Linked DNA regions of Homo sapiens: region 1 is linked to region 2. A link is a loop called in an ENCODE intact Hi-C map of the cell type or tissue named here. Cell type or tissue: sigmoid colon. All regions are shown on one strand. Each heading gives the region's core, and the rest is flanking DNA. Links, peaks and the distances in the headings are about the cores only.

Region 1 (15,536 bases), core at 2,708-10,707, 150 kb before region 2:
AAACTGCCCAACTGGGCCACAACTCCAGGTGTACCATTCACACTATAGTCTAAGAAGCAGGGGCCTACAGGATGACAGCTAGGTGTAGAAACCCTGCGCATGTCAAAATGAACCACATAGAAACAAGCGGTAGGTTCCATCAGTGAGCTCCTCTTAATATCTGTAGATTACGCCTTCTTATCCCCATTTTCAGATGGGAAAACAGAAGCTCAGAGAGGCTAAATGACTTGTCAGACCATTGAGCAAAGTTAGCGAGCAAGCCAGACTTACACACCCGGGCTAGAATCAAGAATGCCAGCTCTTGGCATCTGGCTGTGTTTCCAGGAGGCATTTGCAAGGGGTGAGGGCAATCGGGACTTTGGACAACTTCCTCCCCAGGCTCCAGATGCCCTTTACCTCGCATTTCTCCACGACCGGCTGCTGCCCACACTCGGAGCTGTTGCCTGCCACGATGCCAGCCCGAAGGTTCTCGCTGTCTCCAGTGCCCTCCTCCATGGAGTAGGTCTTGGAGTGGTTGCCTCGGCGATGGGATGGGGCTCGGCCCTGGGCCAGGCTGAGCTGCCTGCGGAGGGCGCGGTTCTCCTCCTCCACCTCGCGCATGCGCACCTCCAGGCTCTCGCGCTCCCGCTGGCTGGAGGCCGTGTACCTGGGGCTGTGTGCCTGGGACTCCAGCGGTGACAGAGACACGGGCTTTCCATCTGGGGAGCGAAACACCAGGGAAGCTTTAATCTGGATGAACCATGCCTCAAGCCCCTCCAAGTTCCCCAGACATCCCTTACTACATGGCGAGGCTCCTTGCACAATCCCATGTTTAAGGAAAACAGATGGAAAGTGAGTTACAAATAAACGCATCCAGATTGAACTGGGAACAAAGTTGAGAACAGAACAACTTATTATGGTGATAAAAGCTAATATGCCTTTTAGAGAAGGCAATCATAATAAAATTGTTTCTAATTAAATGCACTGTCTTCCTCTCCCTACTTGGCATGTTTCTAAGTAGGCTTCTTAACAATAAAGAATTATGAATACAAAGTGGGCGGATTGGGGAGAAAGACAAGGGAGGGGAGAAGGAGTACCAGGAAGTGGAGGGGAGCAAGAGGAAGAGAACGAGTAATAAGGAAAAAATAATAGGCCAGGCGCAGTGGCTCACGCCTGTGATCCCAGCACTTTGGGAGGCCAAGACGGGCGGATCACGAGGTCAGGAGATTGAGATTATCCTGGCTAACCGGTGAAACCCGGTCTCTACTAAAAATACAAAAAAAAAAAAAAAAATTAGCCGGGCTTGGTGGCACACACCTGTAGTCCCAGCTACTTGGGAGGCTGAGGCAGGATAATGGCAAGAACCCGGGAGGCGGAGCTTGCAGTGAGCCGAGATCGCACCACTGCACTCCAGCCTGGGCCAGAGTGAGACTCCGTCTCAAAAAAAAAAAAAAAAAAAAAGAAAAAAGATAATAATAATGACTAAGTTTATTGAGCTCTTCCTATGCAAACTCCTATACATCTTTCAAAATCCTGTTTTAAAAGCATCACCTCTCAGGGGAAACCTTCTTCCATTTGCAGGCAAGATATCCTTCCACATATTCCGAAATAATTTGTATGTAGCGCTATGAAAACATGTATCTGCCATACTGTATTTGGTAAACAGCTTTACTAAATGTTGCCTATGAAGACTGGGAGTTCAATGTAGGCAAAGGCGGGTCTTACCTGTCTTTGTGGTTAACATGTCACAAGGTCTGAGAAATGCTGGAAGACTGGATGCATGGCTCCATGCCAAGAATAAAATATTAAAAGCAACAAGGAAAAAAGAAGTAGAAGCATGACCCATCTCATGGTTTTCCCAGAAAAACAGTTAACCATTAAAGTGAGTGCCAGCAACACTCCATGTAACAATCATACAACCCTGCAATAAAAACTGAGGCACGGCCGCGTGTGGTGGCTCATGCCTGTAATCCCAGCATTTTGGGAGGCCAAGGCGGGCAAATCACGAGGTCAGGAGATCGAGACCATCCTGGCCAAGCTAGTGAAACCCCGTCTCTACTAAAATACAAAAAGTTAGCCAGGCATGGTGGCACGCACCTGTATACAGTCCCAGCTACTCGTGAGGTTGAGGCAGGGGAATTGCTTGAACCCTGGAGGCAGGGGTTGCAGTAAGCCGAGATTGCACCACTGCATTCCAGCCTGGCGACAGAGCAAGACTCTGTCTCAAAACAAAAAACAAAAACAAAAACAACACAAAAAACTGAGGCACAGAGACGATAAGCAGGTCTCTCAATGTGATGCCACCACAATGGTGATGTCAGAATTCGCACCCAGGTCTCTCTGATATCTGGGCCTGTACACTCTCCACTTCAATAAACTTTCATTATAGGCTATTCAGAGAGCTAACATTAAAAAAAAACAAACACTTATTAGTATAAAAACCCCATCTCCCAAGGATACTTATATCACCTTGTATAAAGTAGGCGCTCAAGGCATGCTTACTGTTCAGGAGCCCCAGTGGCACAAGGCATACCCAAAGCTATCACTTATTTCTGTTTCCACTCTGCAGAAATCCTGGGCTCCAGCTACATTTACAGCCACCTCAGGGGTTACCAAGCAAAAAAAGCATATCTCTAGAAAATCGTCCTCTCTCAGCTGCCTGTCAAAAAAACATTCCTCTTTTTCCATACTTCAAGTTTTTCCTTCCTGCCCAGACCCCTGAGCTTCAAAACTGTCCCAGAGAGTCTCTGTGACTCACAAACTTGAGGATCAAAGAATGTGATGAATTACACCCTGCAGGTCTCACTTGTGCTTGTGTCGGCCTCTGCCCAGGGCTTTTTGATGTATCTTTGGGCCTTAACAAATATGACTCATTTTTTTTCCTCTTAATCACCTCAGGGTTAAACGCCTAAGTGCCTGGTCTTCTCCTATCAATGCAACAAATATGACTCAATGAATTGCACTGCCTGGGACCACAAATCAAAGGCCGATGCAGAATTGGTAGGGGACGTGAAATCACAGGTTGATTAGGGTTGCATTGTCACCGACTGGCCAATTACAAGCTTCAACCCAAGCTTTTGAAACCTGTCTCCCTGTTTGGTACAACTGAGAATGAAAAAGAATAGGCAGCTATTAATAATTGCGTTTTCTCAACCAACATCGACCCTTTGAGCAGGGGTGGGTAAAGATGAACCTCTGGCTTCCTCGGGAGTTACACCTTCTGTAGTGTCTATCATGGATCTGCACCACGCTAGGTGGTTCATGCTGATAATGCCTTAGGTTGCTATCAGTACAATTAAGTAGTAATAGTTATCCCTATTACTGATGCAGAAACCAAGACTAAAGTTTAAACTGTGTTCCTATTATGTTGCAGTTTGACTGTAAACAAGGTCTCCTGGACTTTGAGCTCAGCTATGCTCCTGCATATATGTGCTAAGTTAGAGGTAAAGACGCTCAGGAGACTGAGAGGGTCTTCCTTCTCAGGAAAGGATTTTGGAGCATTTGGGCAGAAATGCAGGAAGCTCAACAGGGTCTCAGGGTCTCTAGAAAATTAACAAATGGGACCTGTGAGTTTCCTCTTTGGAGGAGTTACATCAGTGCTCTGAGCTTCGATTTTTTCTTCTGTGAAATGGGAACATAAAATGTTCCAGTAAGAGTGATGGGAGGCTTAAGCAAAATAACAAAATACAGAGCATGGTGTCCCTTATTGGGAGGCGCTTGGCATCAGTGAGTTCCTGTGACCCTTTCTCAGTGAGGGAAGGTGATGTCATGGGTAAGATGAGTTGATGATGTAATTTAAGGTGTAAAGCACGCTGTATTTTCAGAACACAGAGTTGTTCTGTGTGTTGTATGGGGGAACAAGCAGTCAACAGACCTTGGCTTCCTTTGAGATATACTCCAAGAGGAGGCACTGCTGAGCTTCCTGCCTTCATCCTTAGCCGGGGTCATGGTTAATCCGTAAGAACATGGAGGAGCAAGCAAGCAGGCTTCACCAAAGAGGCCGGGTCACATTCTCTAGCCCCTCTCCTGAAAGTCCCATATTTTAAACATTTACGTAAATTATGATTGTCTGATTGTGGGCTTAAGAGAAATGCTATCGACATCCTGTGTCCATTTCTCCCCTGCTTTAGACCCCAAATGGTTTTAACCAAATTTAACTCTCAAAGACGTGCGGGGGTTTTCCCACTTTTAAAAGCCCTATAGATTTGTCACCAATGAAGCCACAACTAAATAATTAATGTCAGGTCTCAGAGGAATCAATGTTGAAAAAAGCAACATTCATGCTGTGCCCAACTGCTGGCATGGAGGAAGTGCTCAATTAATGGCAGAATTGTCCTTTCCGGTTTGTTGGTTTGTTTTAAAGGTCCATTATCTTGAGCCGGCCCCTTCCTTTTCCTCAAGCCAGTTTTGCCTTCTGAAAGGCGGGGCCCTGGAGATGTGCTCCGAGTCCCCTCTCAGCTCTAACTCTCCGTAGCTGTGTGGTCCAGATGATCCCAACACCGCATGATCAGAAGTGAATAGTGGGCCCTGCTGCCTTGCCAGATTCACAGCTCATTCTCGTTTTATTCATCCTGACTTTTGCTTTTATTCCTGACTATTCCTTTTTCTGGCTCCTGATCTCTTTGCTCAGGCTTCTCCTGACTCTCTGGGAGCACAAGCAGGAGAGAGGGTCAGGGTAGTGAACAGCCAGCCTCCTTACGTTTCTCTGTTACGTTTTACAGGCACTGGTCCCTCCCAGGAACGCTCCTCAAGCTTTGTGTATAGGTCGTAGTTATACAGCCCATTACATACGATTTTATGGCTATGTAAACAACTGTGCCCACACTGATATTTCTCAAACTACCAGTGGTGAAGACAGCAAGAGAGGCATGGAAGCACAAGGAGCTTGGGTGAAGAACCAGTTTTTCTCCCTCCCCCAGTCCATCCTGGATAAAAATTTGCCCCTAACACTCAAAGGTAAAACAGAGCTTGGCCCACGTGTAACTCATCACTGGAATTAAACAAACTGGTCTACACTACGTTAATCAAGACTATTGATCATACACTTGATGCTGGCCACAAAGTCCATTTGCTCTAGATGTTTCTAAAATGCTTAGTCTCAAGTTCCATATGTATCTTGTTGCAGAGCAGCAACAATTTGAGGATATGGTTAATTTTATGTGTCAACTCAACTGGGCCAGGTGGTACCCAAATATGTGATCAAACATCATTTTGGGTGTTTTTTTTTAAAGGTGTTTTTGGATGAGGTTAACATTTAAATTGGTAGACAGAGTAAAGCAGGTGTCCTCCCCTGGTGTGGGTTGGCTACCTCCCATTAGTTGAAGGCATGAGTAGAACAAAAATGCTGACCATCTTCCACATTCAAGAGAACTCATCTTGCCTGACAGCCATTGAATTGGGACATCATCTTTTTCTTGCCTTCAAACTCAAACTGAATCACCAGATCTTCCTGGGTCTCGAGCCTGTTGGAATTTGGACTGGAACTACACCATGAGATCTCCTGGTTCTCAGGCTTTCGGACTCAGACTAGAACTACACATCGGCTCTCCTGGGTCTCCAGCTTGCTGACTCAACCTGAAGATCTTGGAACTTGTCAGCTTCCATAATCATGCAAGCCAATTCCTTACAATAAACATAGCTGTATATGCACACTCTATTGGTTCTGCTTCTCTAAAGAGCCCTGACAAATAGAAGGACGAACAACGGCCTGCAGATCACACCTTGAGTGGCACCGCCCAATCTCCAGTCTCCATCCCCAGGTCCTGGCATGCTCCCTATACTTAGCAAGCATTTGAGGAAGAGAGAAAGAGAAGAACTAACAACTATAACTTTTTGTTAAAAAAAGGCATAAAATGCCTAGCACATCATAAACTACTAGTTATTTAAAAAGACATCTCATTATAATATTAGATGCTGGGGAAGAGGGAGAGAGAACTGAGAAAAGCAAACAAATCAAGTAGATAAGTAAGAGCATGGGATTTGGAGTAAGAAAGAGCTGAGCTTAAATTATGGTTCTTCCACTTACTAATAAATAACTTAGGCAAAATACTTAACTTTTCTGTGACTCAGTGTCTTATGTAAAATGAGGGACATGGGAGCATAAGCATGAGTGTGTGTGTGTGTGTGTGTGTGTGTACACACACAAATATTACTTCATATCAGGCTTACACAGAGTAGATACTTGTATTAGTCAATTTTCACGCTGCTGATAAAGACATAGCCGAGACTGGGTAATTTATAACAAACAAGAGGTTTAATGGACTCACAGTTCCTCATGGTTTGGGAGGCCTCACAATTATGGTGAAAGGTGAGGGAAGAACAAAGGCACATCTTACATGGTGGCAGGCAAAAAGAGAATGAGAGTGAAGCGAAAGGGGTTTCCCTTATAAAACCATTGGATCTTGTGAGACTTATTCACTACCATGAGAACAGTATGAGGGAACCGCCCCCATGATTCAATTATCTCCCACTGCATCCCTCCCACAACACATGGGAATTATGGGGGCTACAATTCAAGATGAGATTTGGGTGGGGACACAGCCAAACCGTATCAATACTCAAATTCTCTGCTGTTCTCCCAGCCCAAGCCCACTAAAGCTGCAGGCAGGGCACATAAAGGCAGAAGTGGATAGAATCCCCTGCGTGTAAGTGCCTTTACCTTTGTTTCTCTATTACCTTTCCTTCCAGGTTTCTACTCTTTAGATATACACAGTCTATGTATGAACATGATGTATCGTTCTATCATGCAATACGTGTGTGTGTTGATCTGCGGTTCAGCCCACTTTCAGCTTAAAATGTCAAACAAGACATTATTCAAAAACTAAGCTGACAACATCATCCTCCTCCCTGCAAAACTTCTCAACAAACATGAATTTATCATCGACTCTGAATCTCTGAATCCACTTGAGATGAATGTTCTGAATTAAGAATCAAAACATCTAAGATTCAGAACAAAGAAGGTAAATTGAAAATCAACCTCCGTGCAGTGCAGTGACAGAGATTAGGGACTTACCATCCAAAATGTCCTAAGTGATGATCTCAATCAATCTGAATGTGCTGAGTATCTCTGGATCTCTCCAGAGTGCTGGCATCTGGTACTGCATGTGGGATCCACCACTTTGAAATGAATAGGACTGGGACTCATTAATGCAGGCAGGGCCAGGGTCTGGATGGGCCTCCCATGAAGGGGGCTCAGACCCTTTCAGGGGTGACAGACCCAGATCTCTCTAGTCTAGGAAAGCAAACTCTTGCACTTAGTGCCAGATTTCAGGAAAGCTGTCCGGTTGCATCATCCTGCCCGTGATAAAGACACTACATCCCTAACCTTTATATGGCAAAATCTCCCTACGTACAATCTGTCACTAAAGCCTGCCAATTCTTTCTTCCTGATGTTTGAAGCACTTGCTCTTCCCATTTGATTTCAAACATCTCATCCGAAGCCAAGCCTCTTAATCTTATCCTAAAACAGGGGTCATCAAACTTTTTCTGTAAACATCCAGAGAGTCAATGTGCTTTACTTCGCAGGCTATGCTATCTCTGCTTCAAGCACTTGACTGCCATTGTAGCATAAAAGCGGCCATAGAAATACATAACAAATGGCTGTGGCTGTGTTCCAGTCAAATTTTATTTCCAAACACAAGCAGAGGGCCAGATCAGGCATACTTTTTGGCCATAGATTATGGATCCTGTCCTAGAACATTGTGTGGGTCTCCTGGGCTAGTCCCCCTGCCTCTGATTTCTCCCTGTTCCTGTCAGCTCACTCGCAGGTGCCACGGATAACATTCTTCAATCCTATTTCCACCACGTTTGCAGTCTGATAATGCACAAAAACAACTCTATCTACTTCAAGGTCATCCATCAAATTCAACAAACACTTGGTCAGTTCCCCCTGAGTACATGTCCTTGGGTGCTGTGTCTGCATCGTCTCATTTTAATTTATGCAACGCTGTCATGAAGTGGGTATTCTCACTATTTCCATTTGACTAATGAAAAAAAAAAAAGAGAAACAGGCACATGATTTAACTAGTTCCATGTCATCCCAGCAACAATGGCAGAGGGAGAGTCTTGAACCCAGGTTCACTGGCTCCAGATAAATGGCTCTTTCCGCACCGAACCGGAATGTCTCCTATTCAACACCCTCCGAACAAGTCCAGCCTAATTTGTGGTTGCGGTTGTTGTTTCTGCTTCATTCCCTGGTCCCTCAGGCCAGTGGTCCTCAATCTGGGCTTCCATTAAAAAACTTAGGAAACAATATGAATGTGCACAGGTCCCAACCTAGATGAATTCATATAGCATCTCTGGAGGTGGGGGTCTAGTTATCAGCATTTAAAAAAAAATTTTAATTTAATTTTACGGTCCGGGATACATGTGCAGGACATGCAGGTTTGTTACATGGTAAACATGTGCCACAGTGGTTTGCTGCACAGATCAACCCATCACTTAGCTATTAAGCCCAGCATCCATTAGCTACTCTTACTGATGCTCTCCCTCCCCTGCCAACTCCCCAACAGGCCCCAGTGTGTGTTGTTCCCCTACTTGTGTCCATGTGCTCATTGTTCAGCTTCCACTTATGAGTGAGAACATGCGATTTTTGGTTTTCTTTTCCTGTGTTACTCTGCTGAGGATAATGGCTTCCAGCTTCATCCATGTTCATGCAAAGGACATTGTCTCATTCCTTTTTATGGCTGCATAGTATTCCATGGTGTATATGTACCATATTTTCTTTATTGAATCTATCACTGATGGGCATCTGGGTTGATTCCAGTCTTTGCTATTGGGAATAGTGCTGCAATAAACATATGTGTGCATGTATCTTTGTAACAGAATGATTTATATTCCTTTGGGTTTTCAGCATTTTTAAAAACAGCCACTCCCATGGGATTCTCATGTGTAATGAAGGTTGAGAAATGCTGGCTGAGGCATTTCCCCAGACTCTCTAGATTCAAAGGAAGTCTTAGCATTGCCACACTTAATTATAGTATTGCTCTGACCCTGCACTCCATTTCCCTTACACAAGCCTCTACTGTATTCTCTCAGCAGCTTCCATCATGTGACCCAGACCCACATGATTTCCTGGTATTGTAGCTCCTCCAAGCATAGGGCCTGCTTTGCTCCTCGGCATCGCCCTGCTTCCTGGAAGACAGTCTCCTTCAAAAGCAGTTCCCTTCTAGCCCAGCTGCCTGACTATCCAGCTTCTCCGGTTTCTGGTTCCTTTCTCTTGACCAATCACAGGTCACCTTATTCCAATATATGTTTCAATTTTTCATTCTCCATATGAGACTATATTCATTTAGCAATTTGTAATTTTTGTTAGAAAATGCCCTCCTTTTAATTAACATAAAGATTTCACACCCTCATTCAATGCCAAATATCTAATATCATTTGATATTTCAAAGTAAATTAAATATTGCAGCCAAAGTCATTTTAGAAAAATTTAGAAAACTCAGTTTGATCTTAAAAGTTAATTTTGATCATGAGATGTCCACAGGAGAGCTGAGTCTGCCAACGTGTCATCAGCTTTTCTTTTCTAGGCAGTTTATAAGTCACAGCAAGACACAGGTCCAGGCTGAGCCATTTTCTTAAGTTTCAAAAGCATGGAATCAGATTTGCTGTGGGAAGGAAAATGGCAATGATGACACACAAAGGCTGCTCGCTTTTTATGAGGTACACAGGGAATGTTTTGCCCCAAAATTCCCCTAAGTGATTTTCTGGAAGTTATCTTTGGCAACCAAAGCACACTTGAGTTCCAGCAAAGGCCCTGGAGACAGATCTTCTGACAAAGATGGAAGAACAGTTAAAAAAAAAAAAAAAAAAAGGAGAGTTCCTCACTAGCTTCTAAAAAGAATTTGCAACTACAGTGCCAGGGAAAGAGGCCTGGATTCACTGCACCATAATAGGCTGAATGAGATCTGACTTTTGTCTTCCATAAAATCATTTCCAAGAACGTTAGCTTAAAGAGCTTCATTAAGTCAAGAAAATGAAGACATTTTTAGCACCAATTTGCTGTACCTATACCTGGGTTTAGACTACAAATGCTTGAAGTGTGTTCTAACGAGCAATGATACCAGTTTTTGTCTTTTGAAACTTCAGGTTCAATGATTTCAAAGCTTCAAATGTTTTGTTGTGTGTGTGTGTGTGTGTGTTTTTTTTTTTTTTTTTTGCCAAATATGCTAAGTTTTGAAAGTTGGAGGCAGTTGGTCTTTGAACTGCTGTTACCATGGTGGGGCAACCATGTCTTCCTGCTTCTATAACTGGCCCGTCATATACTCAAGGAGTCTGAGTATGGACAAAAGGGCTTTGTTAGTAGCATTCAAATCGTCACCAACCAAGGCCAAAAAAGATAATGTATTTAGTGCTCTGTTTCCTAGAAAAATGGAAGGACTTGACAGCAGAGTGAAGGTCTTCTCTTAGATCACCAGGTGGTTTAGAAAACCGTCATTGGAGGGTAATGATAACAGTGTATACTAGAAAAGGTGAATAGATATTCACCGCAAATCCTGACAATTGATCTGTGTGTGAGAGCACAATAAATTCACATTCCAGTCATCTTTGAAGAGCCTCTGCCCCCAGTTAGCCCCTAAACTTCAATCACTTTTACACAGCCTTGAAGGCATCACCAGCGTTAGTGACGGTCTCCAATGGTTGAGTCTGAGAAAGCATCCTTTCTCCTTCCCCAGTTTCTTGAGTCCTATTTCATACATATGCAATAGTTGGACACAATCCCCTTTGTTGGTAGATTCATCAAAACTAAAAGCTAAACAACCATAACGATTTTATCCTTTGCAAAGCATCAACTGAGTGTCCTCAATGTGGCTATTTACTATAAAATCAAATGCAGAAATACTATAGAATTTCTTAATTTTCTCTTTAGCAGCACTCAAGATGAAAGATTTCATAAGTGTTTTTTCCACTGATTTAATTTTTTAAAACCTTTGCAATAAATGTGTTATTTGATATGAAATATTCATAGCCCTTATAAAATCCCACTAAAATGTTCCAAGAGTGAGGCGAATCACACGTGCTAAGAATCATATTTTACAGTAAAAATTTTTAATGAGGTTTGATTTTTTTTTTTGTAGCTAAAATCTTGTTCAAATCAGAAGACCCACATGGGATGATTTTTTAGCAAAGATTTTCAATTTTATTTTGCATTCATCATACTGAGTATGTTGAAAACTATCCTTTTCTCACTTTGTGAATCTATACTTGCTGTAAGCCTCAAACTGTCATTCTGGTTGGCCATATTTATTACCAAAAAAGGTTCTATGATTTTTTTTTTTTTTTTGAGCCAGGGTCTCGCTCTGTTGCCCAGGCTGGAGTACAGGGGCTCAGTCTTGGCTCACTGCGACCTCCACCTCCCAGGTTCAAGCGATTCCCTTGCCTCAGCCTCCCAAGTAGCTGGGATTACAGGCGCGCCACCATGCTTGGCTAATTTTTGCATTTTTAGTAGAGACGGGGTTTCACCATGTTGGCCAGCCTGTTCCTCGAACTCCTGACCTCAAGTGATCCATCTGCCTCAGCCTCCCAAAGTGCTGGGATTACAGATGTGAGCTTCCGCACCTGGCATTTCTGTGATTTTTTTTTTTTAAATGAGGAGCACTGACAATAATGTCTGGTTTGGGTTACAGAGGATGAAAGATTTCAATGGCAAACAGCAGCTATTTGAGGATGCCAGACAAATCAGCAAAGCCCTGACCCCATTCATTCCTGCTCCTTGGGCTTCTGTGCCCCTCCTGCTTCACTTGAGAGGAGAAATATCCAAGTGAAATTCAGATCTACAGAGAAGAGTTAGGGACTCTCATCAAAAAGGATCCAACAGAATGATGACCGTACATCATGAGTGTGTCTTTAATTGGACTGCATCAGAATTGAACTATGGTGTTCTGCTGTCCTCGGGAGGGAGGGGGACTACCAGATAACCCACTCAGACTTTGATATCCTTCTCTGTATTTGGAAGACAGTTGTTCCATGAATGTCTTGGGACTGTAAGAAGAAAACTGAATGTGAAACATGACTAAAAATCTAGAGCAGGGGTGTCCAATCTTTTGGCTTCCCTGGGCCACACTGGAAGAAGAATTGTCTTGGGCCACACATAAAAAACACTAACACTAAGGACAGCTTAGGAGCCAAAAAAAAAAAAAAAAAAAAAAAGGAAAAGAATCTCATAGTGTTTTCAAAGTGGCCAAATTTGTGTTGGGCCACATTCAAAGCTGTCCACAGGTTGGATAAGCCTGGTCCAGAGAGTGTTCTTTAGGCTATGCGTCAGGTAGAATGGTCAGTTTGCCTATCTGACCACTGCCCTTGAAATGGTGCACCTGCCAAACCTGAGCAAAAGTTCTCTTCCCTTATACTGCATGTAAGCAAGATCAACATGGGAGGAAAGGCCCTGCCCCATCTTTTCAGGAGCCCCAGCATCAGTGAGGATGGACTTGACTTGCACCATATTCTCGGGGCCCTCTGACATACCCCATCTCCTCTACAGTCAACTGGCTTTGAGACAAATCACCGCCCTTCATCCAAACTCCCCACCCCTTGCCTAGCCTTCTATGGAGACCACCTGCTATGCAAGCCACACTTCACCAGAAGTGTCCAACTCTGGCCTGCAGTGTTCACTCTTCGATAGTGGAACCAGATGAGAGACAGAAATGATGGGGCTGGTAAAAAGAGGAATAGAAAGAGCTAGTTATCAAAGATAAGGGGGACTCTGTACTTGTTAAAGTTAGCAGTGGCAACATAGCCATCCAACGGCATGAGTAGCTGCCATCCAGAATATTCTAACCCATTCCAAAAAAAAAAATGGAAGCAAGTACTTTTGTGAATGTCATTGATTCCTTCAATGGCATCCCCCTGCTGTAAAATGCCACTTCACCTAAATCAGTGTTATCTTCCTCAGCTCCATTGTAAATTAAAAACAAGAGAAAACAAGCAAAAGCCTGGCTGGACATTCCTTTGCCTGTAAGTGACTGTCCTCCTTTTTCCTATCTTCTTTTCCTTCTTCACAGTAGTGTCCAACCACCCTTTATCAGTTTGACTTACATTAAAGTTATATTCCAATTCCAACAAGTATCTATATTAGAAAAAGAAATAAGAGGAGGAAAATGAAAAAAAAAATCACCTCTTTTTTCACCCTTTCCTGACAAATCCAAACCATCCCTTAGGAGAAAATCAGAATGAGGAATGAGGTTTTATCGAAACCGATCAGGGAGAGAGGGGAATAGAAGATTTCATCAGGAGTTCAGCTTGACAGAAATAACGCTTTATTGGGATGGGCACTTGGCAAAGATAACATGTTACCAAGAGCAAGATAGATGTTTGGGTAAAATCTTGTGTTAATACTTATTAAGGTCAAAACCCGCCATCTCTACTTTTGACGGACGGGTATTTTCTTCCAAGTCCTACACCGGAGAGTTTTTATAAGGTGCTTCCAGCAGTCTTATAAAAGTAAGAAGAATAAAACTAAGAACCCTCAACTCAATACCACTATAAGGCAAAGTCAGGATTTTCCTCTGCAAGCTGAGAGGAATGATGCGCTTGAGTGCAGGAAGTAACAGGTGCAGAGGACCAAGGGGAAGCCTATGATGGTGAAGCCTCCAGTACAGGATCCCAATTTCTGACCCCAAAAAGAAAAGCCCCTTGCAGGACAGAGGCCCACCTGAGGGACTGATCTCAGAGACAGTGTCAGGATGGGGATGACGCGGCTGATTGGCCAAGAGGATATCCTGGTTCAAGCCTTGCTAAACTTTCTGAAATTGCTGGTGAAATCTACTGCACTTTATACTTCCATCTTTTGGCTCTGAAGAGTCCTCAGTGGACCAACGATCTTCACCAACAAGGATTTCAGGAGCCCCTACATATACAAGCCCTGTGCCAAGTTCCTGAATGCAGGGCTGGCAGTTGGAATAAGCATTAAAAATGTTGTATTATTTCCTTTGCATGTTTTGTCATTTGGTGAATTACCATGGACCCTCCAACACCTGGCTCAATAATTTCTTCTAGGAACCCTTCTCCAATCTGCCCAGGGTGAGTTGGCTCCTTCTCTTCTTTCACCATCCTTGGATTTCCTACTACCTTCCACAACGTAGATAAGGTAGTGGCTCTCACCCCATGTGTAACAGCTCTTTATGCCACCTCCATTGTCTCAACACGTCAACTGAACACCTGTTCAGGGCAGGAGCCAGGCTGAATCACCTGTGCTTCCCAGTGCCTGGCACAACGTGTATACACCGTGGCCATTCCTACACAGCCACAACACTGTGGAAGGAGATGATGACTTAGGAGTCCTTTCATGTCCCCACATCCAAACCACAGCCTTGGATTTCCACCTCCAAAACCTTCTGCTTCTTTTCTCAGCAAATGTCATCACTTTTGCTCCCCACTGCACAGGCCAAAAATCTAGGACTCACTCCTGAATTTCTTCCCTCATGTCCCACATGTATGTCATTAGCAATGTATTGCAATGTTGGTTTGATCTTAAAATATACCCTGGATACAAACACTTCCCCACAACCCCCACCACTATGACCCCAGTTCTGGGACCTTTTACCTGGACTCACTCAATAGCCACCTAACAGGCCACTCTGCCTCACTCATTCTACTTGTCACTCACAGCCAGATGGCCTTTAAAAATGGCTATCAGGGCCGGGCACAGTGGCTCATGCCTGTGATCCCAGCACTTTGGGAGGCCAGTGTGGGCGGATCACAAGGTCAAGAGATCAAGACCATCCTGGCCAACATGGTGAAACCCCGTCTCTACTAAAATACAGAAATTAGCTAGGTATGGTGGCACATGCCTATAGTCTCAGCTACTCGGGAGGCTGCGGCAGAAGAAACGCTTGAACCCAAGAGGCGGAGGGTGAGCCAAGACTGCGCCACTGCACTCCAGCCCGGTGACAGAGCGAGACTCCATCTTAAAAAAACAACAACAACAGCAACAACAACAAAAAAACTGGTTATCAGACCACATGTCTATCCTGTTCGAACCCAGGGCTTTGAACCTGCCTTCCCATCAACCACAGTTATCTTTCCGACCTCAAAATGCTCCTCTGCTCCCTGGGCACCAGCCATGCCGGCCTGGCATATGCTCCTGGGATACATAGCAAGCACTCTCCCACTCAGGGCTTCTACACTTGCTGTTGCCTCTTCCCTCGTTCATTAGGAATCTGCTTAAATATAATACCATTCTTCAGAGCAGCATCTGTAAGCCAACCTTTAAAACCCCATCTCTGCCCATCCTGAGGCCACAGTGTTTCTTTCACTCTGTCCCCTGGTTTATTCTTCTCCACTCCACAAATCACAACACTCTCCTCAAGTATAAACGTATCTGTTTCCTTTTTATTTGCCTGTCTCCACCTCATGAACACAAGTTCAATGGTAGCAGAGTCTTCTGTGGATCTGTTTCAACAACAGTATCTCCAGGGTCTGGAACCAAGCACACAGTAAGCACTCAAAAGACACATCTTGATACTAAATCAAGAACGCAGGTGAATACAAGCAACTTTTGCAACAGTTCAGTGATGAGAATCGGATTTCAAATGAGGATCAAGATTAGGGCTCCCTTA
Region 2 (15,536 bases), core at 4,043-12,042:
ACATGGCGAAAACCCGTCTCTACTGAAATAGCCGTCTCTACTAAAAATACAAAATTTAGCCGGGCGTGATGGCAGGCACCTGTAAGCCCAGCTACTCAGAGGCTGAGGCAGGAGAATTGCTTGAACCTGGGAGGCAGAGGGTGCAGTGAGCCGAGATCTGGCCGTTACACTCCAGCCTGGGAGACAAGAGCGAAACTCTGTCTCTCAATCAATCAATCAATCAATCAATCAAATGAAGTACCTAGATATTAAAGTACCTAGCAATGTCTGAAATAGTGAGTATAGGTATTACACACATGCACATACTCTGCATTTCCCTCTACAAATAAACATGTATATTACATGATGAAATGTACAAGTTAAAAAGGAACACAGTGAAAGCTTCTGGGATCCCGACGGCTTGAAAGGGAGAGCTGACAGAAGGAGCAACCACTGGAGTGCTCACTGGATGACCACATCCTGCTTTTCTCCATCTTTACCAACACACATGGCTTTTTCGCAACAGGAGTGTTCCACGCTGGCACTGCTGCTCCAAACCCCGGACATAGGACCTTGACACGTTTTTCAAAGATATGATCTGAAGAGGATGGTGTAATCATTCAGGTCCCTGCACCCCAAGCTCCTTGACACACTGGAAGAATATGCACAAAGAAAAACTGGCACCTCACTAGCTTCATTGGGTCCATGACACAGGCTGCAAATGCAGACACCATGACCCCACCCTAAATCTTTCATCCGGAGGAATCCTCCAGGAGGGCTTTCCGTGCTGCTCTAAAATGGAGCACGAGCACATACATCCTACAGCAAAACCATAAAAATTCTGAATTGGAAGGAACCTTAAAAGTCAGGCATTTCAGCTTTCCACCCAACACTACTGCATCCCATTAAAAACAACAACACTGTGGACCCTGGCCATCTACAGTATTCAATTTGAGCTTCTGGTGTGCATGGATAATTTGGACAATTTTATCTAGTATTATTCCTCCAGATTCCTGGAGTTTCTTTTTCTCCAGGAAGTTACTGATAGCAGCTTGATCCATGCATGGATGGAGAGCCAGAGATATGCCTGGTACCTTGCAAAATGTTCTCAGTGGTGGAGTATCACGCCAAAGAAACACCTGCAATCCCGTGGGTAGGATGCGAGCCTATCCACGTGAAGTTAGACTAAGCATCTGGAGACGGGCATACCACTGCCCACTGTTTGATCAGTTAAGCAGCATTTCTGGAGCCGGGCTATGACCAGGCACTGCTGCTGAGAAAACAAAGCCATAATCCATGTGGTGGGGACAAACAAATCTACAACTAACTCCTTAACAAAAAGGGATGGCTGTTTTTGTAAACATATACAGATAAGAAACTTCTTTTTTTTTTGAGAAGTTGTTTTGCTCTTGTTGCACAGGCTGGAGGGCAGTGGTGCAATCTTGGCTCACCACAACCTCCCCCTCCTGGGTTCAAGCGATTCTCCTGCCTCAGCTGCCCAGGTAGCTGGGATTACAGGCATGCACCACCACGCCCGGCTAATTTTAAGTAGAGACGGGGTTTCTCCATGTTGGTCAGGCTGGTCTCGAACTTCCAACCTCGGCAATCTGCCCGCCTCGGCCTCCCAAAGTGCTGGGATTACAGAAGTGAGCCACCGTGCCCGGTCAATAAGGAACATTCTCACAAACAAAAGCAAGAGTGACTGAAAACGGAGAGTTTGGTAATATGGAGGAAGAAGACTTTGTGTATTGGTATGGGGACATAGTTGGTTCAGGGGAGAATGAAAATACAGACCTCTCCATAGATAAGGTCATAGAAGAGCTAGGATCTGAAGTAGGAACTAGAATTTGCTGAGACCATGTGTGCTCACATGTGCATGTGGTGGGCTCTATTTAGCCAGGAAATAGGGAAGAAGAAGATCCTCGCTGTCCCACGCACTTATGGCTTGCTTTAATTTTTAAGACATCTAAGCTAAGCTTCATTTAAGACATGAAGCTAAGCTTTTTGCTATCCCCTGACTCATTCCGTTCCAAAAGTTTAATGTGAGTACACCAAACCCTGCCAATCAAATAGTAAGCCCCTTGCAGGCAAGGATTATATCAAAAGCTCTGACTGCTAAATACCTACCTCCCTGTGTGTTTTTTAACTTTACAGTTATTTTCATTTTGAAATTATAGACTCTCAAGAAGTTGCAAAAATAGTACAGAGAGGTCCTGTGTACCCTTCATCCAGTTTCCTCCCAATGGTGATAATTTATATAACTATAATTATCAAAATCATGAAAGTAACATCAGCAAGATACAATTAATTAGACCACAGACCTTATTCAGATTTTATTAGTTCTTGCATACATTCAGGCTTTTTTGTATTTGTGTGTAGTTCTATGAAATATTATCACATGTACAGATTTGTGCAACCACCATCACAATCAAGATACAGAACTGTTCTATCATCCTGAAGAAACTCCATTATGCTACCCCATTATACTCACACCCCACCCTAGTCCCTGGCAACCACTGATCTTTTCCTATGCTCTATAATTCTGTCATTGGGAGAAGGTTGTACAAACAGAACCATATAGTCTCTAACCTTTTGAGACTGGCTTTTTGCACTCAACGTAATAGCCTTTAGCCCCATCTCAGTTATTGCACGCATCAAGTTCATTCCTTTTTCTCGCTGAGTAGTGTTCAACTGCAAGGATATACATTTTGTTCATTCATTCACCTGTTAAGGACTTTGGGGTAGTTTATAAGTTTTGAGCTATTACAAATAAAACTCTTAAAAAGATTTGTGTATAGGTATTTCTATAAACACAAGTTTCCATTTTTCTGGAAGTGTGACTTCTGGATCATACGGTGATATGGTTTGGCTGTGTCCCCACCCAAATCTCAACTTGAATTTTATCTCCCAGAATTCCCATGTGTTGTGGGAGGGACCCGGGGGAGGTAAATGAGTCATGGGGGCCAGTCTTTCCCATGCTATTCTCATGATAGTGAGTAAGTCTCACAAGATCTGAAGTGTTTATCAGGGGTTTCCGCTTTTGCTTCTTCCTCATTTCTCTCTTGCCGCCGCCATGTAAGAAGTGCCTTTTGCCTCGCACCATGATTCTGGGGCCTCCCCAGACATGTGGTACTGTAAGTCCAATTAAAACTCTTTTTCTTCCCAGTCTCAGGTATGTCTTTATCAGCCGCATGAAAATGTACTAATACATATGGTATATATTTAACTTTTTAAGAAATTGACAGATGGTCATACCATATTACATTCCCACCAAAGACACAGTTTCTCTGCAACCTCACCAGCATCTGATATTGTCAGCAAATTTTATCGTATTCATTCTAATAGGTGTGTAATGGTAGCTAATTATGGTCTTAATTTATATTTCCCTGATGTTGTTGAGCATCTTTTCATGCGCTTATTTCCCATCTGTGTATTTTCCTTGGTGACATGTCTAAGTCTTTTGCCCATTTTCTAATTGGATTGTTTGGTTTTTAATGTTGAGTCTGGAGAGATTTTTATATATTCAGGATACGAGTCCTCTGTCAAATGTGTCATTTACACACATTTCTCCCAGTCAGTGGCGTCTCTTTTCACCCTCTTAACAGATTCTCCTACAAAGCCACATTTTAAACTGTGATTAATTCCAGTTCATCCATTTTGTTTTACGAATTGTGCTTTTGGTGTTCCAACTCCTTTTAAAATCCAAGATCAGAAGAGGTACCTGGACAAATTACCTGATACCCCCCGCTTCCCCAGTGACTAGTTTCCTCATATGTAACACAGGGAAGATAATTATGGCATCTACTTCATAAGTTGTATCAAAAGAGTAAAGCTATATACGCACTTAAAACACTGTCTGACACCCCTAGTGTTTGCTGTTACTATTTTTACTAATGAAAATAATATCTTCATTTGTTCAGACTACCTTATGAAAGTCCTCTGAAAAAATGCCTGATAACTAACTCTGGAGAAAAAAAAAAAAGAGGGGTTAACAATCACATGTGCAAAGGAATGATTTGGTTGAGAGGGAGATGACTAATGAATCCTCTGAACACAGGTATCATGCCAAGTTTCTCAAATAAAAGGTAAATCAGAAACAAAAGAAATTCTGACCCCAGGCAGAGCCAAAAATAAAAGTAATAATTTGCCTCCCCCAACTCACAGCTGCTGACTCCATAAGCACTTATTCCCACTGCAAATGGCTCAGAACAGCAAGGGAAGCACTACAGAGATGGCTTCAGTCCCATCATCACTTAGAGAAGAGCTCTTAGGCCCTGCTGAATGTTCCAGACTAGACAGGCTGGGAGTCTTCCTTTGATTATCACTGGCAGGTGAATGAAGGCAGCTGCCACCTACCTTTAGGAATGGTTATGTCCCTAATTGTGTATTAAAGATGGCTCTGAGTAATCTTAAAGCCAAATGAAAAGAATATTTTAAATTAACCTTCGGGGAACTCACAGGAGGAGGTTTTCTTCCCCGTTCTGGTTATGAAGACAGGGACACAGGACATCTCCTGCACTGATCTCTTTGTATGGACAATATGCTTAGATATACAGTAGGTAAGGTGACAAGTAACTCTTATTTGTCACCCTGCCCCTCTCCCCACTCAACCCACCAAGGTGAATTGGGCATGTGTACCTGTGTATCCCTAGAAAGAATTGTGCACTTCTATCTAGGAATAAATATTTATTCCCAGGTCTATCTCCCTCTCCCTAAACAATACCACCAGGGTACGGATTCATTAGTCATCTCCCACCCAACCAAATCCTTCCTTTGCACAAGAGGGCAGGGACCCTACTCAATTCACCCCAGTACTTCAGTGCCTTGAACACAGCCTAACACATAATCAAAGCTCATGAATGTAACAAGCTGCCTGGCAAGGCTGGACAGATAGATGGGTGGGTGAGTGGGTAGACAGACAATTGGATGGACAGGAAGATGGGTGGATAGATCAACACACAAATGAAAGCTAAAAGATGACGACGGATACCAAGGAAGATCAAAATATTCTTTCTCAACACCAGCAAAGTCCACCAATGCCTTAAAGTCACTTCTCTAACTCCCCCAAGACAGCATTCATGACCCTCCTCTTAATAAAAGCTACTATTACATTATGGAATTGGTAGAGCACTCATTTCCCTCAATGTTCTAGGGGTTCTGCTTCTATACAACTTCTATACAACTTACATTTCCTATCTCAATTGAGCTTCAGAGACTTCATCTCTGTAGCTTCCATATTGCCTGATATCTGGAAATGTCTTGGGAACGAGTTACTCCTGGACACATTTGGTGGTTTGACTCAGTTTCTAAGGCAAACTGGAGTTTTACAAGTATGTTGTACATAGCTGGAATCCAGTAAATGCTAATGGAATTCATAGCTCCGTAAGATGATATGACTGGCTGTTTAACAACACCAACAACCAAAAATGCAGAGGAGGTGAGGTTCAACAATTCACTAGGAGGACTCGCCAGACTCAGCATGTAGATGTGGCTATGACTTACAGCATCTCATGGCTATGACTCATCACAGCAAAAGGACATAGAGTAGAACCAGCAAAGGAAGAAGGTCTATGAGGCAAAGTCTGGAGGGAACCAGGCTCAAGCTTCAAGAGTTCTCTCCCAGTAGAGTCACACAGGACACACTTAATTCCTCCAGCAATGAGCTGTGACCACACGTGTGAAAACATGTTTACGAGGGAAGCTCATTAGAGGTTCCGTGCCTAGGGTTTTCACCCAGGACTGGTTAGGCAGGCATCCAAAATTGTAGACTCCCAGAAGGAAAACAGATGTTCAGAATAAACTATATTGTTTGCATCAACAGTTTAAGCACAGTGACCCAGTCTTATCGGGTCTGAGAATGATGGGAACCCTCCTAAAATCCAAGTCCCCAGATGCCAGCCAAAGCCAACCTCGTAAGCAGGCCTGTTGAAGGATGGCAGTCAGGATTGTTATGTTAACTGTCTTCTGTACTCTCTTGTTTATACAGAAGAGAATTAACACAGCAATCCTGGCTGCCATCCTGTACTCTCCTCCCTATACAGAAGAGAACATAGCAATCCTGACTGCCATCCTTAGAAAGGCCTGCTTAACATAACTTTTTGGGAAGTTAGTCAGTGATTCCACTAATGCTGCCTTTGTTGACAATAGTTTTGGATTTCTCTGGGAATTGCCTTTAGAGCCCTCTATCTATCCAAAATATAATAAATCTCCAACATTGAACGCAGACTTGATCTCTAATAGCCAACGTATATGCAAAAACCTCTTTGGTTCAAACCAGAAGTCAACAATAAAATAATAAACTGCACCTTTCTACCATGGTCTTCAGGCACAAAGGGCAAGGACCATTTATCCATTCATTCCATGAACATGTATTTGGCACCTTCTGAATACAAAGCAATTTGCAGGTTGACTGCTTGAGACGCACATATCAAAAGGGAGGCTGCAAGAGATCCACAGTTCAGCTCCCTGCTGCTCAGTAAAACACACACTTACCAGGCACACACCTGGCACCTCTTCACATGAACACTTTGCAGAAAGCCAGCTGCATATCTGTGTGTTTTGGGTACCTTGAACAACCTACTTTGATTTTCCCTGAAAGTTAAGACTAAAGTGCCTGGCTTAAACAAAAACAACAACAAAACCCCAGCTCTAAAAAATGACTGAACTAGCCCCCAATGTCCCCAGTGCAACCCAGGTTTTATTTTTCCAGAGCATGCAGAGAGTGCAGTCAAGTTCAGCCTCCTCTTCTCTACCATCATGCATTTTCTAGCTGATCCCAGTCAGGTTCACGGCTTTCAATGGCCTGCAAAGGCCAGCAACCTCCAATCTGTATCTCCCACCCTAACCTTGTTCCAGAACTCCTGGCTCATATCCCACTGTCTGGCCCAATATATTCACTTGGATATATCGAAAAAGCACCACTCATTCAATAAGACTGAAACTGAACTCCTAATGTTCTCTCCCAAGCTTGTTTCTCTTGCAATCTTCCCAGTTAGAATATATGGACAGCTCCCGAACTCCACCAACTTCGTTCCTTTAGGTGCTCAAATAAAAAACTAGACACACCCTTGACTCTTCTTCCTCTGTTAGTCTCATATCCAATATCTCAGAAAATCCTGCTGAATATACCTTAAAGACACACCTGGATTTGGACTATATCCCAACACTTTGGCCACTACACTTGGTCTAAGCCACCAGCATCTCCTGCTTGAATGAAACAACTGTCCTAGTTTCCTAACTGATCTCCCTTCCTCTATCCTTGTCTGCAAGCTCTGCTCAAGTCAGTAACCAAAGAGATCTTTTAGAAAAGCAAGCCAAGGAATCTCTTTCCTCTGCCCCAACCACTCCAATGGCTCCCAACTTCATTCAGAGTAAAGACTCAACCCTGGTCGGGCACGGTGGCTCACGCCTGTAATCCCAGCACTTTGGGAGACTCAGGCGGGCGGATCACCTGAGGTCAGGAGTTTGAGACCAGCCTGGCCAACATGGTGAAACCCTATCTCTGCAAAAATACAAAAAATTAGCTGGGCATGATGGCAGGTGTCTGTAATCCCAGCTACTGGGGAGGCTGAGGCAGGAGAATTCCTTGAACCCGGGAGGCAGAGGTTGCCATGAGCCCAGATCACACCACTGCACTCCAGCCTGGGCGACAGAGCAAGACTCTGTCTCAAAAAATAAATAAATAAGTAAATAAATGAATAAATAAATAAATAAATAAATAAAATAACAACCATCATTATACCTAACATGTCCTATTTCTTCTCTTCCAATTGTTTTCTTCCATTCAAACAATGTTCACTGTCACTATGAACTTTGTCTAATGCCTCTCCCCTTGCTACATTTTATGATTATTATTTTTTGAAATTTATTAAGCTGACATTCACATAAAATAAAATGAGCTATTTTAAACAACCCAGAGGCATTTATTTAGTGCATTCACAATGCTGTGCAACCACCACCTCAATCTAATTCCAAAACTTTTCCATGAACTCCAAAACAAAACCCCACACCCATCAGGCAGCTTCTGCCCTTTCTCCCTCCCTCCCAGCCCCTGGTAATAACCAATATATGTTCTGTCTCCATAAATTTACCCACTCTGGATATATCTTATGAATGGGATCAAACAATATGTGATCTCTTGTATCTGACTTCTTTCTCTGCCCTTTGCTAGAAATTAAGTTTATGGCAACAGTTTTGCAAGCTTCATGTGAGGTGTTGGGAGCATCAGATACCGAAACCAAAACCAGAAGTGGGTAGCTGAAGCAAATGGAGCTAGGGACACACGTGAGCAAGCTGCAGTCCAAAAGTCTGGCCTCCAGGGCAGCCTAGAGTCTCACCAATAAGCCTGGCACATTTTCCAGCCCCAGTGTTTACAGGATCTTCTGCAGGAACAACTCTTGACATAATCACATACATCAAGAGGACAAACAGTTCCTTGAACACTTTCTGAGAACATGGCTGTATCATTACATTGAAATTACCTGCAATGTGACATCTCCTCAACTATAAGCTCCTTGAAAACGGGGCAAGAGCTAATCCATCTTTGAATCTGGGTACCCAGAGCCGTGTCCAGGGCTTAGAAGGCTCTCAGTGATGCAATGATGCCAGCTGTGCTACTCGGAGGAAGATAATAAGACTCAGAGCTGACTTCAAATCCTCTTCCTTGGCCGGGCGTGATGGCTCATGCCTGTAATCTCAGCGCTTTGGGAGGCCGAGGCAGGCGGATCACGAGGTCAAGAGATCGAGACCATCCTGGCCAACAAGGTGAAAACCCATCTCTAGTAAAAATACAAAAATTAGCTGGGCATGGTGTCACGTGCCTGTAGTCCCAGCTGCTCTGGAGGCTGAGGCAGGAGAATCGCTTGAACCTGGTAGGCGGAGGTTGCAGCGAGCTGAGATCTCACCATTGCACTCCAGCCGGGCGACACAGTGAGACTCCGTCTCAAAAAAAAAAATCCTCTTCCTTGCAATTTCAAACCATGCAACTTCCACAAAGACAGCTGGATAGGCAGTTTGTTTGCAGCAGGTAAGGCAACAAGTCATTAAAAGCAAAGCCCTAGAGACAGTGTGTCTGTATGCAAATCCCAGCTCTCCCACCTCCAAGCTATGTGACCCTGAGTTAATTTCTTAACTTCTCTGTGCTCAGTTTCATTATCTGCACAATCAGGAGGACAGTCATGTTACCCGCCTCACAGGACTGTTTGGGATTAAATAAATTAATCTACACGATTAATTATTAGGAACCAGCATGTAGTAGGTGTTCAATAAGCATTCACTTTCGTAACCAGGTCTTTAGTTTTTTAAAAATAGACTTTATTTTTTAGGATCACAGCAAGATAGGAAGGTATAGAGAGATTTCCCATATACCTCCTGCTCCCACCTATGCACAGCTTCCCCCAATCTCAACATACCCCATCAGAGTGGTAAGTTTCTTACAACTGGTGAGCCTACATTGATACATCATTATCGCCTAAAGTCCACTGTTTACATGACAGTTCATTTTTGATAAATATCTTATTGGTTTTGAGGAATATGTAATTACACATATCATACAGAGTAGTTTTACTGCGCTAAAAATAGTCTGAGCTCTGCTGATTCATCCTTTCCTCTTCCCAACCCCTGGCAACCACTGATCTTTTTACTATCTCCAGAGTTTTGCCTTTTCTAGAATGTCACAGTTGGAAAACAGTAAGTAGCCTTTTCAAATTGGCTTCTTTCATTTAGTCATATGTATTTAAATTTCTTCCATGTCTTTTCATGGCTTGATGGCTCATTTCTTTTCGGCGCTGAATAATATTCCATTGCCTGGATGTGCTATGGTTTATTTATCCATTCACCTACTTAAGGACACCTTAGCTGCTTCCAAGTTTTGGCAATCATGAATAAAGTTGCTTTAAACACCTATGTGAAGGTTTCTGTGTGGACGTAAGTTTTCAGCTCCTTTGGGTAAATACCAAGTTGTGAGATTCTGGGTTGTATGGTAAAAGTATGTTTAGTTGCATATGAAATTGCCAAACTGTCTTCCAAAGTGGCTATACCATTTTGCATTCTGACAGCAACAAATGAGAGTTCCTGTTGCTCCACATCCTCATCAGCATTTGGTGGTGCCAGTGTTCCAGGTTTTGGCCATTCTAATAAGTGTGTAGCAGTACGTCACTGTTGTTTTATTTGCATTTCCCTGATGACAAACGACATGGAGCATCTTTTCATGTGCTTATCTGCCATCTGCATATTTTCTTTGGGGAGGTATCTGTTAAAGTCTTTGATCCACTTTTTAAATTAGGCTGTTCTCTTCTTGTTATGTTCATCCAACTCCTTATGGGGAGAAAAGAAAGATGAAGCCTTGCCAGAGTGCTGAGACTCAGCAAGAACACAAAAGCAGCCCCTCCCTGCCCCTACCACCAAGGTGCTTGGCACAAATAGGTTGGGGGAAATCCAGATAGTAAGTCTTCTCCAGTAATATGCAAATGAAATCAAACAGTATTTATGGAATGTTTACAAAGCACAAGGCACCCTGCACGACGCTGGGATCGTAAAGAAGAATAAAGCCCCGTATTCCCCTGCCCTGACAATGCTCACCACCCCACATGTGAGCCGGATCAATTTCACAGTGACGAGTACACTGGAGTTGCACTTCTTTGAGGATGTAGCAAAAGGAACCAGTGTTTCATGCAAAGTCTATCCTCTTCGCATTTTCCCATGAACTGTTTGTGAACTTCCAAAGCAGTAGTTGAAGACAGACCCAGTAGCACCATTAAACCTATTTCCCCCTCAGCCTCAGAACCTGGGCACAAGCTCTTAACACTGTCTGGTGGGTCTCAAATCCCAGACCCATCTTCATCCATTCTTCTCTCCTTATTCAGAAACTCAGTACATCCTTCCCTAACCCCGCCCACCCACCCCATGTATTAAAAAGCTCAGGTCCTGCCAGGCACAGTGGCTCACACCTGTAATCCCAGCACTTTGGGAGGCCAAGGTGGGCGGATCACCCGAGGTCAGGAGTTCAAGACCAGCCTGGCCAACATGGAGAAACCCCATCTCTACTAAAAGTACAAAAATTAGCTGGGCGTGGTAGTGGGTGCCTGTAATCCCAGCTACTCAGGAGGCTCAGGCAAGAGAACTGCTTGAACCCAGGAGGCAGAGGCTGCGGTGAGCCGAGATTGCGCCACTGCACACCAGCCTGGTGACAGAGTGAGACTCCATCTCAAAAAAAAAAAAATCAGGTCCTGTGTGATGTATTTCCCTAGCCTCCTGCACTTTTCTAGATGGAGCTACCATTTATACTTATGAACATACACAACTATATGTTCCATGCCCTCAATAAGCAGTGAGCTCAGAGAATATGCCTGTTTTGACCAGCACTGGTTCCCAAAAGCTTAGCACAACACCTGTGCATAGCACATAGGAAGTTGTCAATAAATATGTATTATTAGATGCAAGGACAGATGGATGAATAGTCTGAATTTCCAGAGAGGTGTGGGCCTCACATTCTGCATGTCTAAACCAGCACTTTCCAATGGAAATATTATATAATGCTAGTTAGCCACATGTATAGTTTTTCATTTTCTAGCAGCCACATTTTAAAAAGAGCTAACAGGTGAAACTAATTTAAATAATATACCTTATTTCCTCCAATGTATGAAAATATTATTTCAACATATCATCAATATAAAAATAACCAATGAGATATTTTATAGTTTTCCATACTAAATATTCAAGATCAGATGCATATTTTACACTTAAGTACATCTCAATTGGGGTGCTAAATTTTCAATGACTGAAGTGAAATAGTACCTCCAAAACCAGAAGCTTGTGTTAAAAAAAAAAACAAAAAAACTTTACACTGCTTCACTTTTTAGATGTAATAAAGATTTTACAATTTGCAGTTCAGTTCCTCAGTGGTACTAGCCACATTTCAAGCACTTGTAGTTATAGGCGGGTGTTGCTACCACCCAGGAGAGCACAGAAAAAAAACTACAGTAGTCTGCATGCAACAGACACCAGATCTCTCACTCTGAACAAGACACAGCATGGGGGATGGGAAGAGAACTAACATTTATTATGACAAAATTATAAAACTTTTCAACCCATTATCTCATGGAATATGTAACAATCCTATAAAATAGGTATTGCTGTTTTCACGTTTGCAGGTAAAGAAATTGGTTGAGAGAGTTTACACTGACCAAGATCATATAGCTAGCAAGTGCTGGTCAGGATCTGAACCAAGGACTGGCTGAACCCAAAGCCATAGCCCGATACTCTTGGTCCCACAGTACTCTCTGGACCTCCGCTGAAGGCAACAAAATCTCCCTCTTGACTCCCCAGAAGCAAATTACATAAGGCACATGAATCCAAGATTCTACCATGGTGTGGTGGTTCTCATATTGTTCACAAATATCAGCTCTTCAGCTCTGAGCACATCAAGGTAGAACTTCTCTGCCCCAGAACAGCCATGGGACCTACTCTGGCCAATGAAATACGAATGCATGCAACTCACTGCAAGCTTTAAGAACCATTATGCGCCCTTTTCTCTCTATCTTAAGGACTAGCAAGAGTACTGATAGAGACTGCCTCACTATCAGGATCCCAGAGTGAAGACAGCATGCAGCAGTGCCATGAGTAGCCTGTGATGGACTTGTAGTACAGGGTGAGGGATGAATTTCTTTTTTTTTTTTTTGAGATGGAGTCTTGCTCTGTTGCCCAGGCTGGACTGCAATGGTGCGATCTTGGATCACTGCAACTTCCGCCTCCCGGGTTCAAGCAATTTCCCTGCCTCAGTCTCCCAAGTAGCTGGGACTACAGGTGTGCGCCACCGTGCCTAGCTAATTTTTGTATTTTTAGTACAGACGGGGTTTCACCATGTTGGCCAGGATGATCTCGATCTCCTGACCTTGTGATCTACCCGCCTCGGCTTCCCAAAGTGATTTTTTTGTTCTATGCGAGATTTGTTACTGCAGCATAACCTAACCTGCCCCCGACTCATATAAACATGATTAATGCGTGAGTGGAAGATGGGTAAATTGGGTGTTCAGGGAAAAGTGGGTGATTCTGAGCTCTTGCTTATGTTAACTGCAATAACCCTGCAGTCTGCTCCTCCATAAAGTCAGTCAAAAGGCTATTAGACCACCAGCTGTGGTGGGGTCTGGTTTCATCCCTACTGGTATTACTGTATTTCTTACAAATAGCTCATTAAGGCAATTATCAGTCATTAGCACAGTAGCCTGAGCAACAGTACAAGCACACACATTAATAAAACATAATTTAGCAGAGCAAGTAAAGACATGAACAAACTAGGCTCCCTTGTGGGACGCTCGTGGCTGAAGAGAATTTCCACTACACTAAAGCCAGGCACTCTGGAGAAGTATGCCAATCTCAGCACCTCTTAAGTGATCATTTGCATGAGCTTCAGTTCAACCAACAAAACCTGAGTCTTGAAGGATTACTAGGAGTCTGACAGGGAGAAAAAGTTAACAGCTTTCCAAGGAAAAAAAGATTTCCCAAATATTCGCAACGTGGAAGAGCATGCTGTATTTAGGAAGTGGTAAAATCATGATTTGGTATATAGAGGTGGGGCCCAAGACCAGGAAAGAAGGCCAGAGCCCAACTGGGAACAGCTTTATTACGTCACGGTAAATTGTTCAAACTTTTTCTAGAGGCAAGAAGAAGTAATCAAAGAGGCTCTAGCAGGGAATGTCATGAGCTGCTCTGAGCCTTAGAAAAGTCATTCTGGCAGTATAAGAATGATGGATTAGGAGACACAGGAAGGAGGAGGCCGGAGCATCAGCTAGTGAAATACTTCAGGCCAGGGATAATGGGAGCCCAGCCCAGAACTGTGACAAATGGAAAGAAAAAGACCAGAACACAGGAAATGGGCTGACCCGGGCTTAGCGCTCAATTGCATGACCTAAGTAAGAGAGGAACAAGGAAAGGGGAAATTGGCTACAGAAAGTCTCTAAGGATGACTGAGATTTCCACCTTGGGTATATAACAATGCATTAAAAGGGACTACTGGAAACTAATTTGACAGGTTCAACCCAGGTGGCAAATGCAGAAAACGATTAACAACATGTACACACAGACATTAAAAACTCATTTATTTTCCCACTCAAGGGCACTTAATAGCTAAGGTTCCAGGAGCACATGCCCCAAAGGGCTGGACCATGAAGTTAGGGCTATGCTAAGCTCCAGGTATGCTCTAAAACATATTGGGAATTGTGCCTGGCCTCCCCTGCCTTCTCACGGTTCTGACACAGCATCTCACCTGCCCAGAACTTGTGACAGTCACTTGGCTTCATTTTGGACGAGGCTCTTTTTGACATGTAATGTCTTCTATTCGTTACTTCCCCCAGACACATGCACAAGTGATGACTCTCTCTTTGCATACTGCGGTGCCTTTTCTCTTCATTCAGGTCTCCTAGGAAAACTGAGATTCAAACCAGAGCCTCCTGCTGTGCATTTTCCAGCCAGGGTGCATTGTCATCAGTGAGGCCTCACTCAATCACACATTCATCTTTGATCCGCCGGGTTGAAGGCACAGATGGCGCAGGCCTCACCAGGCCATCCTGTCCATCTATCAGTCCCTCTGCAATGATCCCCTTGGGGTTCTGGGCTATTACCAAGTTTCCCTTTGTGTGGATATTTCATTCCATAAGCACAGTCAAGCCTCAACAGCTGTCCAGGCCAACAAAGATCAAGAAGTTTCTTCACAGTTTATTTGCTCATTCAACACACAGGTACTATGCCCTGACAACACGCCAGGCCCTGTGCTAGACAATGAAGCACAGAGATGAAAACTGTCTGTCCTTCAAGAAGTCCATAGCCTCCTCAAGGAGACAAAGATATTAAAAGACAAATAAAACAGAGATAATTAATGCAACTAGCACTGTTTGCTTTCTGGTTTTCTCCTATTAGGTGGTACCAAATTGGCATATGAATACAGACTATTCTCTTAGTATTGGTTTAAATGGTGGTATGAAGTACATCTACTGCATTAAGAAGTGCCACTCTAGGCCGGGCGCAGTGGCTCACCCCTGTAATCCCAACTCCTTTGGGAGGTCAAGGCAGGTGGATCATCTGAGGTCAGGAGCTCGAGACTAGCCTGGCCAACATGGCAAAATCCCGTCTCTAGTAAAGATACAAGATCGTGCCATCACTCCAGCCTGGGCAACAAGAGCAAAACTCCGTCTCAAGAAAAAAAAAAAAAAAAATTAGTGCCACTCTAAGAATCAACAAGCTTCCCCAGGCAAGACTGTCAAGCCCTAGTCCTGAGAAGCTTGTGGAAATAAATCAGGATTGTATGCTCTTTTGTTCATCTCCGATAGTCAAATGCCACAAGACCAGAAACAAAACATAGTTCCAGCAATGTCCCACACACACATCTTGGTGGAGGACAGATGTGTCTGACATCTGGGATCTCTTCTGCTCAACGGCCCACCAGATACATAAAACAGAATTGAGAATGGTGACCATCCATCTTCAGAAATGTTGAAGTCTTACTCATTCCCATTTGGACACAACCATTGAGGAACAACATACAGCTTCTGTTCGGCCTCGGCTGT

Evidence for each region. Peaks named below come from ENCODE experiments on the same cell type or tissue, not always from the same donor. Only the 100,000 strongest peaks of a DNase experiment are listed, where the experiment ranks them.
Region 1: a loop joins it to region 2, with 7 times the contacts of the local background. A loop is called at or near these places in 1 of 110 quality-filtered maps.

What each region holds. Positions count from the first base shown.
Region 1 is chr22:33,649,971-33,665,506 of GRCh38, forward strand. It overlaps LARGE1 (LARGE xylosyl- and glucuronyltransferase 1), which reads right to left. Exons shown (of 15, transcript NM_133642.5): 3 at 397-698. Among named protein-coding and RNA genes, the nearest start is that of SNORA50B, 47 kb to the right of the region's middle. In sigmoid colon, for the core only: no CTCF peak of the experiment used is centred there; DNase peaks (open chromatin) are centred at 9,061 and 9,721.
Region 2 is chr22:33,798,087-33,813,622 of GRCh38, forward strand. The region is part of intron 1 of LARGE1 (LARGE xylosyl- and glucuronyltransferase 1); the gene reads right to left. Among named protein-coding and RNA genes, the nearest start is that of LARGE-AS1, 81 kb to the left of the region's middle. In sigmoid colon, for the core only: no CTCF peak of the experiment used is centred there; DNase peaks (open chromatin) are centred at 5,594, 5,965 and 8,315; H3K27ac peaks cover 990 bases.